Regions from separate parts of the Homo sapiens genome. Here region 2 is linked to region 1. Evidence: chromatin loops called from intact Hi-C (ENCODE). Cell type or tissue: breast epithelium. All regions are shown on one strand. Links, peaks and the distances in the headings refer to the core of each region. The heading gives the core; the rest is flanking DNA. Region 1 has its middle 69 kb from the start of TNKS2-DT. Region 2 has its middle 20 kb from the start of PPP1R3C.

What was found. A loop is a pair of places that touch in the nucleus more often than their neighbours do. Peaks named below come from ENCODE experiments on the same cell type or tissue, not always from the same donor. Only the 100,000 strongest peaks of a DNase experiment are listed, where the experiment ranks them.
Region 2: it touches region 1 in a loop (23-fold over the local background); 1 of 110 quality-filtered maps calls a loop at or near these places.

The regions. Positions count from the first base shown.
Region 1 is chr10:91,727,467-91,730,384 of GRCh38, reverse strand. No RefSeq gene overlaps it. Among named protein-coding and RNA genes, the nearest start is that of TNKS2-DT, 69 kb to the left of the region's middle. In breast epithelium, for the core only: no CTCF peak of the experiment used is centred there; no DNase peak of the experiment used is centred there.
Region 2 is chr10:91,651,357-91,654,274 of GRCh38, reverse strand. No RefSeq gene overlaps it. Among named protein-coding and RNA genes, the nearest start is that of PPP1R3C, 20 kb to the right of the region's middle. RefSeq lists an enhancer at 222-1,421. In breast epithelium, for the core only: no CTCF peak of the experiment used is centred there; a DNase peak (open chromatin) is centred at 1,664; H3K27ac peaks cover 2,421 bases.

The DNA.
Region 1 (2,918 bases), core at 127-2,626:
AAGGAAGATTGGAGGGGGATGAGACTAGATGATGAGCAAGGAAAATACTGATTAATTTTTTTTTTGTTTCCTTATCCTTCCTGTAATTCACTCTGCCTCCAGGGTTATTTCATCCACAAATTAGTTGGGTTTGTTGCTTCCTTTCTCTTCTCCTTTTTCTTTTTCTTCTTCCCTCCCTTTTTATACCCAGAATGTTCTACATAAGGAAAAACACATTTGTCCTCACAAATACATTTATAAATAAAATAATTGAATTAGTTAGGATATCATTTGGCTTCAAATAAAGGGAAATCTAAACTAACAATAGCTTAAACCATAAGAACACTTATTATTACTTAATAGGAAGTCTGGAAATGGGCAGTTCCAGATTTATTTAATTGCTCAATGATGTAATCAAGGACCAGGGTCTTTCTATCTTTCTACTCTGCTATCCTCTCTGGGTTGATTTTTAGTCTTCATGCTGTTCCCAGTGGAGGGTCTCAATGATGAATTGTCCAGGTCCTTGGCATTTTGAATAAATAATTTAACAAAACACACAAAGTAGCAGAGGAATGAAACGCAGGAAAGAAGCAGTGAAAGCAGGAATTTATTAAAGTGAGAAAGCATTCCGCAGGGTGGGAGTGGGCCTGGGCAAGCAGCTCAAAGGCCCAGTGATATGGTTTGGCTGTGTCCCCACCCAGATCTCATCTTGAATTGTAGCTCCCATAATTCCTGCATGTTGTAGGAGGGACCTGGTGGGAGATAATTGACTCATGGGGACAGTTTCCCCCATACTGTTCTTGTGGTAGTGATTAAGTCTCATGGGATCTGGTGGTTTTATAAGGGGAAACCCCCTCACTTGGCTCTCACCTCTCTCTTGTCTGCCACCATGTAAGATGTGCCTTTAGCCTTTCACCTTTCACCATGATTGTGAGGCCTCCTCAGCCATGTGGAACTGTGAGTTCATTAAACCTCTTTTGCTTTATGAATTATCCAGTATTGGGTATGTCTTTATCAGCAGCATGCAAACAGACTAATACACCCAGTTACAAAGTTTTCTGGGTTTTAAGTACCCCATTTGAGGTTCTTCTCAGCTACCCCTGATCTGTATGAAGGATTTGGTCTATGGCTAATTGAAGGGTGAGGTGAATTGGCACCCTATGCAGTAAAGGGATGGTCCCTGCTTGGCCCATGGCCAGTCCAAGGCACTCTCCCTTTCCATCTGAGGTATGGTGGAAGGGGGAAGGTTGCAGGGAGAGTAGCCTTGATCCTTTGCTATTCAGCTAGGGAAAATGGGGTTTTTCCCTTTTGGTTTAGCTTTAGGAAGTTTGTGTTAATTGGCCTTAGGTTTTCTGCTGCCAGACCCAGGGGTTTTCTTTTTGATCCAGCTTTGTGAAGTCAGCGTGAATTGGCCTTAGATTTCCTGCCGCCACACCTTGGTGCTTTCTCTTTTAAGAAGTTAGGACAAATTAGCCTTAAGTTCCGTGTCACCAGATCCTATTTGCCTGCCTCAATACATGTCACTTCATTGTTGCAAGATAGCAGCCACAGCCCTGGACATTATATCATCACATCTACATTCCAAGAAGAAAAGAAGAGACAGGTACAAAACAGTAGTTACTTCCAAGACTCTCTTTTTATTTCAGAAAGGAAATCCTTTAGTAAACTTCCCCTTACACCGCATTTGATGAAATCAGATCACATGTCTATTGTACAACAATTGATGGCAAAATGGAATGAGATTACCATGATTGGTTTAAACCAGTCATGATTCATTGCTTGGGACTGAGTTAGATCAATGGCTCTATGCTTACTTGAACAAATCAGAATTTTATTGTCATTTAAGTGGGGCTTAAGTGTTGAACAAAATTTGCCATAACCATTAACTTAGAAAATGTAGAGGAAATGGCAAAGAATGGTAACATAGTATAACTCAAGTTTGGGCAGAGGTCTACAAGAAGTTTATTAATTCAGCAAATACAATTATTAAGCTCCTCTTGCATGTCAGGCACTTTTAAAAAAATGCTAGGAATGTACTGGTAAATAATAATTTATGTTTGTTGTATTTGTGCTGGGGACAATAAACATATTTATACTATATATTTAATATAAATGTTGAATATAAAGTCAAGCAGTAATGTATTCAGTAATGTAAGGGAAGGTGAGAGTCAGCATATGATGAGCGACATGTTTTTTTAGATAAAGCACTCAGGAAAGTCTCCTCTGATAGGGTGATCATTGAGTAGAGACCTGAACAAATGAGGGGAAATGTGTCTGGAGGGCGACTGCTCCAGGCAGAAGGAACAATAAGAGAGATGTGATTGGCATGCTTGAGTAACAACAAGGCCGGCAATGCTTAAAGTAGGGTGAGCAAGTTGGAGGGTGATACAAATGCTGATGGTGATGAGATAACCAGAGGCCAGATCATGCCAGGCCTTGTAGATTATGTTAGGAAGTTTGTATTTTATTCTACTAAAAGAGATTGGAAAGTTTTGAGTAAAGGAGTGATATCATGAGGTTTATATTTTTAAAAAGATCACTTTAGTTGTTCTCTGGAAAATAGATTGTAGGGAGGCAGGGATGGAAGCAGAGAAACCAAATAGGAAACTATTACAGTGGCCCAAGCAATAGATAATGCTGGCTGAGATCAAGGCAGTAGTGGTGGAGGGGGTGAGAAATATTTGATATTTGGAGTATGTTATGAAAGTGAAACAAATAGAATTTGCTAATGGATTAGATGTAGGGTGTGGGAAGGAGAGAGGAGTCATGGAAAACTCCAAGTTTTTCACTTAAGCAATTGGGAGAATTAAGATACCATCAATTGAAATTAAACAGTAGGGGAGGAGTAGATTGGGAGAGAAAAATAAACAGTTTGGTTTTCTATTTTAAAAATTTGAGTTCATATTAGGTATGTGGCAATGTCCACATAATATTTTAAG
Region 2 (2,918 bases), core at 151-2,650, 76 kb after region 1:
TACAAGTAAAGGCACCTATTTTTGCTTCTCAACTGCTTTGGTGATGCCCTATCCTTTTTCTAGAAGCATGGGGAGTGCTATGCTTTGAATGTGTCCCCTCCAAACTTTGGGTGTTGAAACGTAATGGCCAAAGTGTGAGGATTAAGAGGTGGGGCCTTTAAGAGGTCATTAGGCCATGAGGTCTCCTTCTTCACCAGTGCAATTAAGGCCCTCATAAAAGAGGCTTTATGCAGGGTTTGATTGACTTGCTTCTGCCTTCCATCATGTGAGGCCACAGGGTTCCGCTCCTCTGAAGGACGCAGTAACAAGGCGCCATCCTGGAAGCAGAGAATAGCCCTCGCTAGATAGCAGTCCTGGTGCCTAAAGTTTGGATGTTCACAGTAATCACTTTATGTGTTTATCTCCACTGTGTAGGGATTGTTTTTCTCTGTGCGCTGCTAACCAGCTAAGGAGTGTGAGATTATTCTTCTATTCAAAGACATTTGATCAGAAGTTGGTTTAAAAAAACTCACAGGTTCTGTCCAACTTTAGGAAACTATGAGTCTATTGTCTGGAGAGATGCCAAGATGACAGCTCTGAATCATCTTTGTAAGTATTCAGGAAAAGGAGTCTACCTGGATGTGGGTGGAAATAAATCATTGCAGCTGATAGATTAATTTGTGCCACTCCAGAATTAATAATCGAGTGCATGAAACCTTTGGATCTTTCATTATTCAACTTTCCCGTGTGCATTTGCATTTTTGGACAACAGAATAACAGAATCTTGGCATTAGCATGAAACTTCCTTGCCATTGAGGCTGACCTCCCACATAAAGCATTTCTGCCTTTAGTATCTCTGACGTATCTTCCAGGCTTTGCCTGAGCAAGTCCAATGAGCAAACTCCTGCTAGTTTTCCAGTCCAACTGGACAGCCTAGTCATTTGAAAGGCTTCCCTTATAGTGAATCAAAATTTGGGCTTTACCACTTTATCCACTGGTTCTAGTTCATCTTAGGAGCCACACAGAATTCATCTTTCTCTTCCACATGCGAATTCTACAGATCTATTAAGATACGTCTTGTACATTCTCCTAGATGTCATAGGCCAAACTCCTCCAGTTCCTTTGACAGCGTATGGAACAATCCTCTTGTTCTCTTTCAGATTTCCTGTTTGCCAGTGATACCCCTTAAATGCAGTATGCAGAATATACTACTTTCATATTTAATTATAACTACCATTTACTGCCAGGCACCTTAGTTATAGATGCTTTTCATGTATTGTCTCACTTAATCCTCCTAACAATCCCAAGCAGGTGGTTCTTATTGTTTTTTATTTTATAGATGAGGAGTCTGCAGTTCAAGTAAGTAAAGTCACTAATGGGATCAAGCTTATGGAGCAGTGAAGAGCAGGACTGGGTGTAACGGCTTCCAAAACCTACAACTCTCCACCACTATGGTTATTTTACTACCTAATGAGCTACTTATAATAAATAGAAATTGAATTTCTTTTTTCTGCTCTTCAGGCAGTGTACATAGTGCCTCGGTTAATGTTGAATGTGATCCAGAAGTCTAGTGGCTGTGAGATAACTGGCTCTGCCCTGGTTGGAGGGCCCAGTGCTGTGGTCTAAGCAAATACTGAGGGGAACTCTGTGACTCATCACTAGTTGAGTCCCTTGATGGCACATTGCAGGCATTCCAGTGTTCACTCATTAATATACTGCAAGTGCTTACTTGAAGCAAGTAATTGTCAGGGAATGGCCGTTGGGAAACTACGGACAGGCGCTTGGGGTAATTGACGGTGAGTCAGACTTAGATTGCCCTTTTAATAAAAAGATGATACAGGCTAAGCAGCAAGGATATGAAGCAGAGGGTGGTGATGCTATTGGAGATGCATTGCAGTGCCTCAGATTTCAGAGGAGGGAGGAATCGTGTTCAAGAGTGTGGGGAATCTGGCAAAACTTTGTTGAGGAGGTGGCATTTGAGCTAGTTTCTAACTTTCTCTGCTTTAGTTTCATACCCTGAAGATGATATTTAAATTGTTTCTTATCTCATTGGGTTGTTACCAGCATCAAATAAAACAGTTTGAGGGAGTGCTTAATACCTGTCACTTAGTAAGTCATCAACAAAGTTAACTATTGCTATTTCAGGGGCAATGTTAGGTCAGGATCAAACACAGGGTTTTGAAGGTATCCAGGCCTGGGTTCAAGCCCAGTGTGGTGTGATTATGAGCACTTAACAGCTCTGAGCCCAATTCCTCATCAGTAAAATGGAGTGAGTGACAGTACCTCCTTCATAGGTAGGCCAATTATATGAGCTAATGCTAACATAATATCTGGAAAATAGTAAGTTGTCAGAAATTGTTAGCTATGGTTACTTATTATCTTTTGAGCTAGTCTTGGAGGATGGGTAGGATTTGGGTGAGAGGAAGAACATTCCAGATAGATAGTGTACCCCAGGCACAAGGTGTACTGTGATTGGTGAGGCAGTCACTGCGATTGGTGAGGAGGTCACTGCAGCTGGGCAATATAAACTCCATGAGGCAAAGAAGAGAGTGGAGAGAGCCCGGTGGTCTTATGTGCATGATGTTGAAGATCTTGCTGGGCTTCTGTTGCTCCCTTGTCCCTCCTAGTTCTGTGTCACACCTCTGTAGCCAGCCTCAGATTTTTCCACTGTGGCTCATCATTTGCCAACTTTGTGACTCTAATTGCCTCATAACCAGACTCCCTTTCTCCTCTTACACCTCTTCCATCTCTTCTCTACACAGAAGCTCTTAGAGTGATTTTTTTTTGCATTTTAAAATTTTTTATAGATTTAGGGGATACAATGCAGTTGTGTTACATGGATATATTGTGTAATGGTGATGTCTGGACTTTTAGTGTAGACATGACCCAAAGAGTGTACATTTAAAAAATGCAAACTTGATCACCTACCTCATCTGCCT